3 separate regions of the Homo sapiens genome follow, and regions 2 and 3 are each linked to region 1. A link is a loop called in an ENCODE intact Hi-C map of the cell type or tissue named here. Cell type or tissue: A673. All regions are shown on one strand. Region 1 overlaps LINC00331 (long intergenic non-protein coding RNA 331). Region 2 overlaps LOC105370273 (a long non-coding RNA gene). Region 3 overlaps OBI1-AS1 (OBI1 antisense RNA 1).

What was found. Peaks named below come from ENCODE experiments on the same cell type or tissue, not always from the same donor. Only the 100,000 strongest peaks of a DNase experiment are listed, where the experiment ranks them.
Region 2: a loop joins it to region 1, with 5 times the contacts of the local background. A loop is called at or near these places in 2 of 110 quality-filtered maps.
Region 3: a loop joins it to region 1, with 3 times the contacts of the local background. A loop is called at or near these places in 2 of 110 quality-filtered maps.

The regions. Positions count from the first base shown.
Region 1 is chr13:78,787,918-78,792,917 of GRCh38, reverse strand. LINC00331 (long intergenic non-protein coding RNA 331) reads left to right here. Exons shown (of 5, transcript NR_046869.2): 3 at 616-757; 4 at 3,334-3,401. Among named protein-coding and RNA genes, the nearest start is that of LINC00331, 50 kb to the left of the region's middle. In A673, no CTCF peak of the experiment used is centred here; a DNase peak (open chromatin) is centred at 1,957; H3K27ac peaks cover 5,000 bases; H3K27me3 peaks cover 1,089 bases.
Region 2 is chr13:78,975,699-78,980,698 of GRCh38, reverse strand. It overlaps LOC105370273 (a long non-coding RNA gene), which reads left to right. Exons shown (of 5, transcript XR_942108.4): 2 at 964-1,054. Among named protein-coding and RNA genes, the nearest start is that of LINC00331, 140 kb to the right of the region's middle. In A673, a CTCF peak has its summit at 2,104 (motif pointing right); a DNase peak (open chromatin) is centred at 2,118.
Region 3 is chr13:78,135,462-78,140,461 of GRCh38, reverse strand. All of the region lies in intron 1 of OBI1-AS1 (OBI1 antisense RNA 1), which reads right to left. Among named protein-coding and RNA genes, the nearest start is that of OBI1-AS1, 83 kb to the right of the region's middle. In A673, a CTCF peak has its summit at 2,631 (motif pointing left); a DNase peak (open chromatin) is centred at 2,621.

The sequences.
Region 1 (5,000 bases):
GTAGGTAGATAATAGCAAAAGGAAAGAAGGTTCACTGCCCTATTCAAAAGCCCCCAGTGGGCCTCGGTTGATGGTGAGGCATTCAAGGGCTTCCTTAATATGGCCATCATTCCAGTTTTCACCATCCTGTAGGACTGCCACCCCACCCTCTGGATGCTCTGTACCCCTGTTCTCCATACCTTATATATTTTCTCCACCTCAACCAAACACCCTTATTTTCCAGTGTGTAACGTCCTCTCCCAATCATCACCTGTTGATATCCTAGTCAATTTTCAAAGCTCCCTTCTTCTATGAAGCTTTCCTTCGATCTCCTTACTGGAAATAAGTCTCTGTTCTCTCCTCCTACAGCACTTCATCTTTTTCTCTTAGCATTTATCCCATCTCAGTGTTACAGCTCTCCGTATAACTGTCTTCTCTTCCTTCAGTATTATAAACTCCTTCAGGTAAGCAGCTCTGCTTACTCATCTCGTACTCCTGCCTAGTAAGAGCCCAGAAAACCTTCAGCTCTCAATACATTCTGAATAAAATTTCCAACGGAAAGAGTAAAGAAGATTCCATCTTGAAGTAAGCAATCAAATCTACCAAATCTCATCTCATATCAATTTCTAATAACAGTGCCCAAAGGAACCAAGTGAAATTACCAAATTAGAAGTGATAAGAGGTTGACTCTCTCCAGAAATTTATTGTAATTAGAAAGAGGTAATGGTGTCTAAATAAGATGAAAGAAGATATTTTAAAGATGATAATAACAAAAACTGTAAGTATTACTTTAAAAGGTATTGTAGAAATTGTTTTAAAGATTTAAATTCTAACTTTTTAAGGCATTATCTATGTAAACAAATTGAAGTAAATAAATCTTGGGTGGGGGAGCAGTGATTAGAAAGAATAGGAAGCAACCTAAAACAAGATAATAATTCTATATAAATTGTTAATTCCATAACAGCATTTAGTAGTAAAGACATAGGAAAGACTTCTAATAATGAAAAGGAAACAAAATATAAGAACATATTCATGATAATAACAGAAAATTATTCAGGAGTACACATTTATTCAATCTGTCAATCAAGCAAACAACCGAAATATTTTTAGTATACTCTATGCCAGAAATGGTGCTGGGTGTAGAAGAAACAAAACACTCTTCATAAATAGCTATGGATATATTAAAATGTCAGCAAAATAAAAGTTATATGTGTTTTAGGTTCTAATGAACACAGTAGAGCACACGTTCAATTCTACCCTTGAAATGACCAAATTTCACGGTAGAAATTACTAGAGTGGTTCAGGAAAGGCTTTACAGAGGAAGGACCCCTTGAGCTGAGACTGGAACATCTTGAAGGGTAAGTAGACTGTCATTGGTAGGGGTATGAAGAAGGAGAAAAGCTAAAGGCTTCATTTTAGAAGGAAGATTAAGAGCAAAAGCACAAAGCTGAGGAATCATCTATGTGTGCTGGGAGCTACAAACAGATCAATATGTCTGAAATCCAGGATGCAAGGAAACATACAGGAAGAAGGTCTTAGAGTGGTTTGCTAAGCTGAAAAGTTTAGAGTTTGTTAATGTGGACTACTTGAAGAGTTTTAAGCTGGCCATATACAGGCAGATTTGCATTTTAGAGTAACACTTTGGTGGGAAGGAGGAAGAAGAAGTGGAGGGAAGCAAGACTAGAGAAAGATGTCATTAGAAAACTCTAACAGTACTCTAGTCCAGTGATGACAGAGGCCTGGTATGTGGTAGTGAGGATGAAGAGAGGTGACAGATTGGAGATATATTTAGAAAGCTGATTCAACAGGACACGGTGATTAATGGCAAACGGAGAGGAAAAGACAATGAGGAGTCCAGGTTTTTGGCTTAGGCAATTGGGGCATGTCATCTTGTACAGTAGGAAAAATGGAAGGAGGAGTGGTTAATGGGAAGACGATGAATTCTATTTCAGACATCCTAGGTTTGAGGAAACTGTGAGGACATCTAAGTGGCAATTTCCAAAAGGCAGCTGAATTAATGTGTCTGGAGATAAGAAAAAGGTAGGGCTGGAATTAGACATTTAAGAATCGTCTCATATATTGGTTAATTTAGTCCATCAGAGTGAGTGGGATTTCCAAGGTTAATGTATAGAGTCTGAAGAGAACTGAAAATTCTCTTCAGAGGAGGGAAGGAAGGAAGGAAGGAAGGAAGGAAGGAAGGAAGGAAGGAAGGAAGGAAGGAAGGAAGGATCAAACTTCAGACAGCAACCAACACAACATGAAAGAGATGGCTACTTCAAAGGAAATGCTTTTGCAAGTTCATGCCTGCTGTATAATTTTACTCATGCTATTTCCCATCAGTATTTTATCCCTCCTAAATCTAAGTCTAGTAGAACCCTTCCCAATCCTTCCTTATCAACAGTTTAACCAATGCTGCCATGAAAAATCCTCTTCTTGGGAGTCTTATTCTATAGGAACAGGTTATGGACAACTTTATCTTTCCCTAAGATGAGAAAAATTCTTTAGAAAATCCCCTGGTGCATGAAAGAAAAAGTGCAAACTCTTTTATCCTCACTACAAAAATTAAGAGCATGCCTATGTCTTCTTTATTCTATGTCACAATTTTTTAAGTACTTCACCGTTTAATTAATTCATTAAAAAGCATTCATTAAGAGTCTGCCTTTTGCAATTAACATGCTGATCTGTCTGTATATTGCACTACAGATTTAAGCAGATGGGAAGCCCTAGAATTATATGATTGATAATTTAGGGCTTAGAGGTAAAGCATCATAGAAAAATCCTTAGATCAGTCCTTCTGAACCACAGTGGTTGTTGGAGTACATTAAAAATATCAAGAATGCCACAATCAAATAATCAGATCAGCAGGCAGATAGAAATGTAGGGTTTATCTGTGAGGTAACTATGATTGATCAGGTGAAAGTAAAGAGAATTTAAGATTGATGCATATACAGGGTTTGTTATACCATTCTTTTACTTTTGTTTGCTTGAAATTTTCTGAAGAAAAACCAAAAGACAGAAAGAATCCCAGATAGAGAACACAAAAGATAAAAATCAATTTGCCTATTAAATCTAGTCAAAGAAAGAGAGGCAGGATGGTTGAAGGAGACAAAATATAGAGTTGAGAATGTCAGCTCTGAAAAAACTCATGCATATGAATTGTAGCCCCACAATTTTTCCACTGTTAAATGCTCTTAGAGGATTTGCTTAACCTCTCTGTGCCTCAGTTTTCTTATCGGAAAAAAATAGTGATAATATCCATCTCTTTGAGGTGAGAATTATATGAGATAAATTTAGCATAGTGTCTGGCACATAAAAAACCACCATTAAATATTAGCTATTTATTATCCCTAACAGACTAGAATGAGGTGAAGCCAGAAAGGAAGAGTCATAATCAAAGAAGAGAGTGATCAAGAATCCAAAATGTATGTTTCATGTTCCACTTGCCATTCAATCCATCCACTAACTTATTTCATCTTTATTATCTATAGTTTGAACTTTAGTTTTGATATGTTATTCCCCCGTTTGATGTTAGATCTCAGATTAACCCCATTGGACCTGATACAGCTATTAATAGTTGCTCAGAGGATCTCGACATAGTGTATATATTTAAACTTAGCAAGCATTCTAAGAGAATCCCTGGGTGACTTTAGTATGCTGCAGCCTTGTGCAAAGGCAGCTGGGAGCATGTTGATCAGTAGGGAAGGGCCCCAAAAACAACTGTGTAGGGATGCTGGGAGGGTTGGGTGAGACTACCTAAAATAACTGTACCCTTTAGAAGACAGGGAACATTCTTCTGTAGTTAGTTGTTTCATTCCCAGAATCTAGCACAGAGTCTGTCACTCAGTCGACACCCAATAATAATTGACTGAATAAACAAATGAATGAATAAACAAACTTGTACTGAGATCCTACGATAAAGAGGTAGGAAACTGTTTCCCAGTATTTTCATTCTGAATGAACTTGAAATTTTAGCTAGAATGAATTTGCTGCTGATCAGTTCAACTAAAGTCCATGAACTCAAAGTTAGCTGAGCCCCTGACTTGCTTGATTTGGATCTAAACTCACAAAATGGAGCTTTTCAAGAACCAACAAGGATGACTGACAGATGGCAAGAATCTGTGGAGGAGACATAGGCCCTCCCCAAAGACACTGTGACAGCCACACTGGTAGAAACTGCAGCCCCCTGTCTTCAGGATGACCAGAGCTGCTCAACCTTTTAGCTTGTGTTTACTACAATTTTCATGCTTCAAACTTCTTCATCCCTTCATCAGGAGGGCAATTTCTCTATTTCGTTTCAAGCATCTGTTCTCCATAATGAGCTTTATTTATTCATTTAGAGATGGGGTGTCTCACTCTGTCACCCAGGCTGGAGTGCAATAGCACAATCATAGCTCACAGCAGCTTCAAATTCCTAGGCTCATGTGATCCTCCTGCCTTAGCCTCCTGAGTAGCTGGGACTACAGGTGCATGCCATGCACCACCATGTTTGGCTAATTTTTTTTTTCACTTTCTCAATTTTTGTAGAGACAGGGGTGTCCCTTTGTTGCCCAGGCTGTTCTCAAACTCCTGGCCTCAAGCAATCTTTTCACCTTGGCCTCTCAAAATGCTGGGGTTACAGGTGTGAGCCACTGCCTCTGACCAGAAACTATTTTTAAAACACCAAATTTCATTCACTTTATCTAAACCTGCAATGGCATGACATGCAGTTTTTATTTTAGTCCCTGACTTTTTCTAATCTTAACTTGATTCCCATAATTTTATATTTTTGAGGCTCCCTCTCAGAATATTCTTCTTATTTACTTGAGCGTTTTAATTTCTTTTTCCTTTTTTTTTCCTTCCTACTGTTTTGTTTTTGAATTGTTCCTTGGCCAACAATATTTTTGGTGTAACTATGTGTTAGGGAATGTAAAAAAAATGTTTTTCAAATTATCTTAGTTTATATTTCATCCCCTCATGGTAGACATGATTATTCCCATTTTGCAAATGAGAAAAAGGGACCTAAACATTAAATAATTTGTCCA
Region 2 (5,000 bases), 190 kb before region 1:
TTCTTCTCAAAATTTATCCACTGGTTGTAGTCCATTAATGATACTTTCCTGAGTCAATTATTATTATTAGGGCTGCCAAATGGTGGTTTTTCTAATTTCATAATTTCTTTAACATTTATTACAAATGTTGCCTTCCTATTGTTAGAAAACTTCCTTCTCATTCATATGTTTGTTTATATGTTTATATTAACATGAACTCATGGAGTTTTACCCTATCCAGTGGGTACAAACTTTTACTGTCATTATTTATTTTGATTCTAAATGGTCCCAGACTTGTCTGGTGGGGGCCCCTCAAGCTGGCTCCTAAATTTCATTTATTTCATTTTATTTTGAGACAGAGTCTCACTGTGTCACCCAGGCTGGAGTGCAGTGGCAAGATCTCGGCTCACTGCAGTCTCTGCCTCCTGGGTTCAAGCAATTCTCCTGTCTCAGCCTCCCAAGTAGCTGGGATTACAGGCGCCTGCCACCATGCCCAGATAATTTTTGTATTTTTAGTAGAGACGGGGTTTCACTGCATTGGCCAGGCTGGTCTCAAACTCCTGTCTTCAGGTGATCCACCTGCCTTGGCCTCCCAAAGTGCTGGGATTCAGGTGTGAACCACCATGCCTGGACAAATTTCACTGATATTTAATCAATTTTCAAGTGGTTTTCTTTGCATCTTATATTCACATCCCTACCAACCTCACACTTTGATCTTGTTGTTCTTTTAGTTTTGTAAACACTGCAAAGCAGCCATGTATACCCTTCAATGAAGAAGGATAAGTAATCACAAATTAGGATACTCTTAAAAAACTTGTCTTTGAAGACTTTATTCTTCATAATCAAATTTTACATAAAGCCAATCCCAATATCAATTTAGGGTGATAATGTAGGACAGTAACAGCAGCTGAATTTTGTGTTTTAAAGCAAACCTGCATTTTGATTTTTTTCCGATTATTTCATTCTCGATCACTTTATTTGCAGATTCAGAAAAGCCTGAATTTGCAAAAAGTTTGTTTCGATCATCATAGGCAAGGTGAAATAGAAAGTCGAAGAAATCATCTCGGTCATTACGGTAAAGTACCACTTCTTTCTGTGGGTAAAAGTATTCTTGGTTTTCTGTTTGTTTTCAGGGCTGAGAGTGTATGTGTGGGTGCAGAGGGTGGGCAGTGTGGGCGTCAGATGGAATAGGGGAAGAGGGAGAAGGTAGTGTGGGAGAGGGCCACCTACCCTACCCAAGAAACTTAGCAGGCTACAATGATAAAGTGTAAAGAACAATTACTCAATTAAGATTACTCTGTCTCTGTAAATCTACTTGCCTCTTTAGACACATTTAAAATATTATAGGATTTTAAGGTTTCCAGGGCTAATTTTAAGACACAAACCCCTAAGCAATGCACATGAAAAAAACAATACCTTTCCTTTGGGACTACCTTTTCAAACTCCAGTGTTTCAAATACAAATTACAGCAGATACATTTATGAAATGAGTGGCCATGGATCCTCTAGAAGTCCTTCAGCTAGGATGCTCAGCTTGGTGGCAAAGGTATGTTAGCATCCAGCCAGGACTCCAAAAGCCGTGATCCCATAATTGATCCGACTGAGACTGTGGAGGAATTTAAGCATAACATAATCCCTCAAATCATCTTTTGGCCCCAATTGCATGTTAACAGTTGCACAGAAATTAGGCTACACGTGTATTTATTATTTTGCAGCTTTGCAGACACAACAGTATATTCCCCCATCTGATTTATTTGATTGACAGAGGCCTTGTTTCGGTTGCTGGAGCTCCATTTCTCTGGCTCTAAGAAATTCAGAAAGTGGCAACCAGGGAAAAGACAAGCAACCAAATCTCCTGCTTTCACAACTGCAGTGCTGTCTGAGCTTGTGTCTGGACTATCATATACCATTACAGTTGATCAAGCTTAAAAAGCAAACTCAGATTTTCAAGCAAAGCAGTCACTGGAGTACATTTATGGATCGTGTTCTCATTCCAATACAGTCCCCAGGGGAGAAAGTGAACAGCACCAGGAATGGATCTGCTGTTTCCCTTCAATATAAGTTTTGCATAATACAGAAATGCTAGTCTGTAAACAATATGAACACCTGTCATACACATGACAACCAGAAGGTGGCACAGTCTTAACATTGACCAAGTTCTGTCAGCTCTACTGTTGAATCCAAGCAGATTTGTGATAACTGCTGATTGCACTATATACATTCATTTATGCATTTGTGTCTGTCCTCAACTACATATAAACAAACCTCTTCCTATGCCTGAAAACTGAGAACTCTTTGCTTGTTTCCATTTTCTTTTTATCCCCTCTCCCCTCCCCACCTATACAATTAATATTGTTTTGGTTTAAGCTTCAGAGGACTTGAATATTGCTCTGTATTTATCTTCCTGTTAGAAGCACTTGGTTCATGAAACCTAAATGGAGCCTCATGATTTGCATCTTTCTTATGTCTTATTTGTAACCGATTGCCATCATGAGAAGATCTTAATTTTATATTCATTCATTAGTAGAGTTTCATTCAAATAGTAATTAACTCTTTGATCAAAACTAACAAAATGAATTACTAGTATTGAGTGGTGTGCATTCATATAATTCAAAAGGAAATTATAAATTTCTGATGCGTTAAACATTAGATTTATATTGCAGGTTCCATTATAAAGAAAAGGCCATGAATTCACTAGTATTTTTCTTTCTTTAAGAGAAAAGAGAGCATGCCTTTGTATTTTATGAAACTGGATTTATTAAGATTCATGAGAGGCCTTAATGGTAAAAATGAACAGTGTGTAAAAAAGTTGGCAACATTTCATCACAACCTGTGAGTGCTGGCAATTGGCATCATTTTTATACCCAAAACGTACACTTCTCATGGCCACCAAGTAAACTCTTTAAAATTAGTTACCCTTCAATTGTGAATAAAACCAATTTCCCTGATGTGAATTCTTGTATTTATTATTTCTTGTTCATTTAGGTGGAAGGTCTAGATTGAAAATGGACCTCCTGTTTTCCAATATTTGGGACAGCTCCCTTCCACATTATCCCTCCATGCTTCCATGCTCACACCTCTCCACAAATGGGGGAGTTCCCTGTAAATTGTTCCTTTCACTTGGCCTTCTATGCATTCTCTCCTTCTGCCTCTGCCATCTGGCAGCCTTCCTGCCCCCACATGATGTCCTCTGTCCTTAGTCCAATATGCCTGTCAGAATGCTTATTGGGAGGGCAACCCTCTCCAACTGGGAAGCATACTTAGCCCCTACGTATAGGCGGCATCTAACATTGGTTGAACTAAACCATCACTTAGTCATGGGGAGTTCAAATAGCAACACAGAGAAAAGTCTATATTTACTTTTTAATAAGCATAAATCCTGAAGCGATGACTCATTCCTATGAGCACCCTTCCCTACTAAGTCCCCCTTAAAAAAAAAGGCACCACTTAAAAACCAGATTCTAGATATTTCTCTTTACAGAATATGAAGAAAGTAGGCTTAAGTGAAGCCAAGTGGGTAATATATACAAATATACATCTTTTTCCTTGTTGGACATTTTTGAAGGCTATTTTACAGGTATAAATAGGTCACACCTCAGAGAACCTAAACGTTTTATCTTATATGCCCTAACCTCAACCTTCTAGGCTTTAGAATCAATAATGGCATTTTTTTGTCCCCTCCGGTTCCATTTCTACTTAAGCCATAAACCACAGAAATGGAAGCTTAACCTCATACTGGCTGTGTGACATTTTGACTCTCCCCTCAGGGTCCTGAAATATCCCAGCATATGCCCATTCTGGCATAAATCAGAGAACGGCAAGCTCAGGGGACACCATATGGCCAAACGCCTGCATGTTACATTGGGGCATGCTGAGGCTTCAGGTACGCCCAGCTAGGCTTAGATCTGGTGTTGGTCTCATGGGCCAGAATTGAATTCTAAGAAGTCCTCTGGGGAGGACAGTCCAGCCTATGGAGGGCTGAGAATAGCTACTTCAACCTGGAAATGTTTCAAGAATCTACGCTAATTGAGATTGAATTGTCATCCTCTCATGTGAATCATCAACTACAGTCCTCTTCTGCTCAAGGATAAGTGGTGAAGTGAAGATTTACTTCTATAGGGGCCAAGTGGAGACAGTGCTCCACTCCTCCCTGACATAGCCTGGGTGCTTTAGGAACCAGGAGGTTTTCCTCCTCTCCAACTGAATAACACCATAGTAGGTCTAACAGATAAACGATAAAGCCTCAGGATTCTCATGCCAGTATACAGTAGGTGCTAAATAATGTTAAAGCGAACAAATAAGCTCTCAGGTTCCATGAAATTAAACGTAGGTGGTAGAAATAAATCTTGAAACTTTCCTTCTGCTCCCTCTTCTCTCTTCCCTGTGTCTTATAGATTCTGATTTTCTATTTAGCTCCAGAGTCTACATCAGAAGTTGTAGATTTCTTTTTGTGGAGATGTTGTTGAGGGTGTGATAAAGAAGGCTGGCTTGCAACAAAAGTCAGGAGAGCCCTTATGCTGTTTCCTTAATAAAGTATAATAATTCAAATCAATTAAATTTAAACTTCTTAGTAGTATAATATAATCAATTATGTACGTGAAAAATGAGGAAGACAAAGTAGATACAGAAAGGAGAATTTGGGGCCAGGTGCGGCAGCTCACACCTGTAATCCCAGCACTTTGGGAGGCCAAGGTGGCAGGATCACTTGAGGTCAGGAGTTCAAGACCAGCCTGGCCAACATGGTGAAATCCCATCGCTTCTAAAAAATACAAAAGTTAGCTGAGTGTGGTGGCATGTGCCTGTAATCCCAGCTATTCAGGAGGCTGAGGCAGGAGAATCGCTTGAACCCTGAAGCCAGAGGTTGCAGTGAACTGAGATCGCACCACTGCACTCCCACCTGGGTGACAGAGTGAGACTGTCTCATAAAAAAAGGAGAATTTGGAAAGGAATGGAAAAATAGAAAAAAATGTGAGGATGAGAAAGTGGGAAAGAGGTAGAGAGTAGGCTGTGATAATGTGTACC
Region 3 (5,000 bases), 650 kb after region 1:
CAATTATTTTGTATGACCAATAGAGAATTGCAACAGTTTTTGTTGTGTTGATACTCAATGACTTATGATGCTGAAAAACTAGTGAGGAAACAAAATAAGATGGCCAAAGCAGGCAATCTGGATTTTATGTATCAAAAACACTTGATGGTATGAGTCTTCCCAAAGAAGCAGTGACTCGCTTAGTGGATAAACCAAGAAATAATGAAAAGGAATAGTGTCATAAAAGATGCCTTTAAAATCCATTTGTATCTTGTCCTCAATAGCAAAGTACTGCTTGGAGTATTTTTGTTTTGTTTTATTTTTTAACAGAAGGGATGAAAAGGTATCTTTTTGTAGTAGCTCAGTGAGGTACCTCAGAAAAGTTGGAAATGAGCCTAAGGCACTAACACTCGTCCAAAGGTCCCTGGCCTAGCAGCACAAGCAGGGTTCCCACTAGGCCCAGCACTCATGAGATTTGCATTAGATCTCTGGGCTTTAAAGCACACAGGCAGCAAAAGATCGAGGGGCTGATATACTCTCACATTTCAGCACTAATTAGATAAAAAAGGGAAGGGCAGGGCATGCACCATTGTGTCCTGGAACAGAGAGAGAACACTAGTGAAATCTGAATAAATGCTGCAATTTAGTTAATAGTATTTTACCAAAGTTAATTTCTTAGTTTTGACAAATGTACCATGTTGACATGAGAAGAAGCTGAATGGAGTGTTAATGAGAACTCTCGTACTATCTTTGCAACTTTTCTCTTAATCTAAAATTATTCCAAATTAAAATGGTAAAAAAAGAGAGCAAGAACAGTGGTTCTTGATTCCTCTTCAGCTACTGGGTTGTGGTTATAGGAGACAGGTAAGAGCTATGATGCAGTTATCACTCAGTAACATATCCCATCAGCACATACAGAAATTATAATACCAATAATTTACATAACTGAAGAAGTAAAAGACAATTGGCTATCATTAGGCTGATTCACATAACCACTCACAAGAGTTTCATTTTCCTATAACACTCTAACCCCATCATTTTGTCTGGAAAAGATAAGCTCTATGCTCTAGGTCACAATTAATTAAATTAATGAAGAGTCCATATTTTATACGAGCCATTATTCAGAACATGATAGGTTCTGTGACTATTTACAAATTAGGGAAAATATAAAATTGACCCTATATGCAACCATTAAATAGAGATGTAATGTTTAGAACATTCAAATTCAACAACAACAACAAAAAACAACTTCCAGAGAAAGATTGAAATTGTCCTGAATTATTCTGTTGTCCAGATCTGCTTTATCATTGCTAGCTGGGGGATTTTTGCAGACTTCTTAACTGCCCTATGCTTCCATTTCCTTACCAAAAAAAATGAAGCTGCTAATAGGATCTGGGTCCAAAGTTTGACAAACAAAAAAGTGAGATAATGTAGGCACATTCTTGACAAAGTAAGCATTCTGTCACTTTTTATTAGGGTTTCAACATCACTTGGAATCCCAGGGCTGTTCACACAAAGGCTGCCTGTAAAAGCAGACAGTACTTGGCCAGGTGCGGTGGCTCACACCTGTGATCTCAACACATTCGGAGGTCAAGGTGGGAGGATTGCTGGACACAAGGAGTCCCAGATGTGCCTGGGAAACAAAGTGAGACCCCCATCTCTAAAAAAAAAATAATAATAATAAATAAAATAAAATAAAATAAAATAAAATAGAAAAAATTGGCTGGTCATGGTGATGGGTGTCTGTAGTCCCAGTTACTCCAGAGGCTGAGCTGGGAGGATAGCTTGAGCCTGTGAGGTTGAGGCTGCAGCGAGCTGTGATCATGCCATTATACTCTAGCCTGACGGAGTACAATGCCTCAGAGTATTCTTTTAAAAGTAGACAGTACACAGACAGACATTGGTCTAAACTTCAGGCCCTGAACTATACTCTGTGTTTCTTTTAACTAGCACAAAACTGCTGATAAATAGGATTGCTGCATGAAGCAAGCCAATACAGTGGGCAGATGTTAGATGAGTTCAAATTACAGCTGAACAAAACTTAAGGTATATTTGAATGCTGAGTTCTTCATATTTTTTCATATTTGTCTCAATCTTGTGGTACTCTGTAAAGCTAATGGTCGCTGATAATGCAATGAATAATTTGCCATTGTAAACTCGAGCTGCAAACTGAATGGATAATCTGTCCACTTTCTGTTGCTTGGGTTAGGCTGGTGTGCCAAAATAGAATATAGAATTTGTAGATAATATATACAGAACTTAAAATTTTAAGATAAAGAGATGATGCCAGTATTCTGCTTGGGACATTAAAGAGTAGGTGTTTGGCTTTCTGGGTGGGTGGACATATGCTGCTCGGGAGGTCACCACTTCCTGAACTAGAGAACCTTCAGAGGCATCTCTAACCTCCAGGGGCAACGTCACAAGAGTTTTACATGCTAATTGGCAGACTCTGAGGTCACTCCCTAAAGCACCACTTCCTTGTGGAATGTAAAGACAGTGTGCCAGGATCAGCCAGACCACCTGTGGGCGGGTGAGGAACAGTACTGGGGTAAATGTGGAGGCACCAGCTCTTAGAGCCGTCTCTTCCCATCCTGTTTGTAGCTGGAATGCACAGCCTTAACATACTATTCTGCTTAATCAATTCTGCCATCTAGTGGCTACTTTCTACCCTACTACTTTTCCTTTCCGGCTTTCCCTGTCTGATACAATCGAGGGACAGATAAGGATGCTCAAAGCCTGGGATGCCAGTTAGTAGTGGGTGGGGAAGAGGGGGAGGGAAATTGCAACCCTCCCATAAGAAAAGTAATCATTGGATGAAAAACAGGAGAGGTTCTTGGGGACTTACCTCCAGAAAACCAAGCATATAGGAGTCATGCTGGGCTATGTGGCTTCAGATCAGCAGAGAGAACAGCAGGCTCAGAGACCACATGTTAAGCAAAAATCCAAAAATCTTCAAAGACCTTCCAATGCCAAAAACCTGTGATGAAAATCCCCCTGGGTCTCAACCACCTTTGAAGGCAGCCTTTGGTTAGCCCTGCCCCCTCCTTTCTCTGAAAGCTGTGTGTGCCCCTACTCTGGGCCCCAAGCTGGTTTTTTTTTTTTTTTTTTTTTTTTTTTTTAAGAAAAAGAAAGGTTATTTGTACTCCTGAAGACATACAGGGGAGAGATGCGATTACTTATAGCTCAAAACCCTTCGCTTTTGAATGCAATTTACTTACCTTATGTCTGCAAACTCTGATACTAATGGATCACCATATATCCTAATCATCAGATTAAGATAATGCACTAATAAAGATACCATCTGATAATTGAGACTGCTGCATGTTTCATATTGCCATCAGAGACTAAGTGTAGAAGTCTTTGGGATGCAGTATTGAGTGAGGAAGTAATTATTTCCATGATTGCTGATGCTTTTCCAGAACACTGATTTTTTTTTAAAAAAAAAGCAGTGAAACGTTTATTTGAAGATAAAAATAAAATTTTGTTATGAACCAGTATATTAGGATTTCTCACAGCATTTCAAACAAACATGGAATTCAATAGGAACTTTATATATTTGTGTTACCACTGACCTGAGAGCAACCTGAAACTTTCCCCAAGAATCAGTATGTTGAATGCTGCAAAACAGAAACCTTTGTAACATTTTTCTTGTTATAAAATAAATGCCAGTTATTGGTGAAACATTCAAGAGACTAGAGAAAAGTATAAATTAAAAAATGATAATCAAAAAAAATCAATATCATTTTCGCTCCCTTGACTTAAATATTGTTGACACTTACATATTTTATACTAACCATTTGATTGCCTTAGTACGAGGCAGTTATTTTTGTTTCTGCTGACTTTCCCTTACGTAGTTTATAATTTTTATTGTGAGCTCATCTTAAGTTGGTATTTTATTATTGTTGTTGTATTATATGATTGTCTCCCCTGAGGGGGTGTTTTGTACCCTCTTCTTATGGAAGACTCTCTATATTTGCTTTTGCAGAATGCCCCAGAGACTTTGCTGGTTTCAGATATTCCATTAGTTTCTCTGCTCAGGAATCATATACAACATGGATGTAAAAATTTGGACTTCAGAGTAGAGGTTTTGATTTCTCCTGAGAGGTTTATTTATTTGCCTATAGAAAAGCTTTCTTAACTTTTCCCAGAACTGTTCTTTAAGAACGGGGCAACCCTGGGAGGCGGAGATTGCGGTGAGCCGAGATCGCGCCATTGCACTCCAGCCTGGGCAACAAAGAGCGAAACTCCATCTCAAAAAAAAACAAAAAAAAAAAGAAAGAAAGAAAGAAAGGAAGGGAGGGAGGGAGGGAGGGCGGGAGGAAGGGAGGGAGGGAGGGCGGGAGGAAGGGAGGGAGGGAGGGCGGGAGGAAGGAAGGAAGGAAGGAAGGAAGGAAGGAAGGAAGGAAGGAAGGAAGGAAGGAAGGAAAAGGAAAGGAAAGAAAGGAAAGAAAAGAAAAGAAAAGAAAAGAAAAAAGAAAAGAAAAGAAAAGAAAAAGAAAAGAAAAGAAAAGAAAAGAAAAGAAAAAAGGGGCAACCCTTCCAGGCCTAACTTTATGTCTTGGGCCTCATGGCATGGCTTCCCTGTTGGATGTATATTTGATTATCAATATCCCAAGAACCAGAGCCCTAATTCATACACTTACATTCTGCCTATGGTTAACCTCCTTGACTCTGCAACTAGACATTCTCCTTCTAACTCATCTTTAGATTTTTACTAAAGCAATATTGTTATATTTTATATAGCATTTCACAAGTTTTAGTGGAAAGTGGCTCACATTGCGTCAGTCTGCCATATTGCTGGAACTCAAGTATTTTCCTGTCTATGTATACTGTTTCATATAGCTGAAATAGTATACCACATCCTCACACCAAATTCTCCCTAAATTAGAGTAAAAAATAAGTTCTGTCATTCAAACCCTTCAAAGCTTCCAGGGTTAAACTCCTGCTCCATCTGTTCTTTTACTTAGAGACATCCAGCACTACCATCTGTTTTGAACATGTTTTATAGTAAGTGTTGTGGC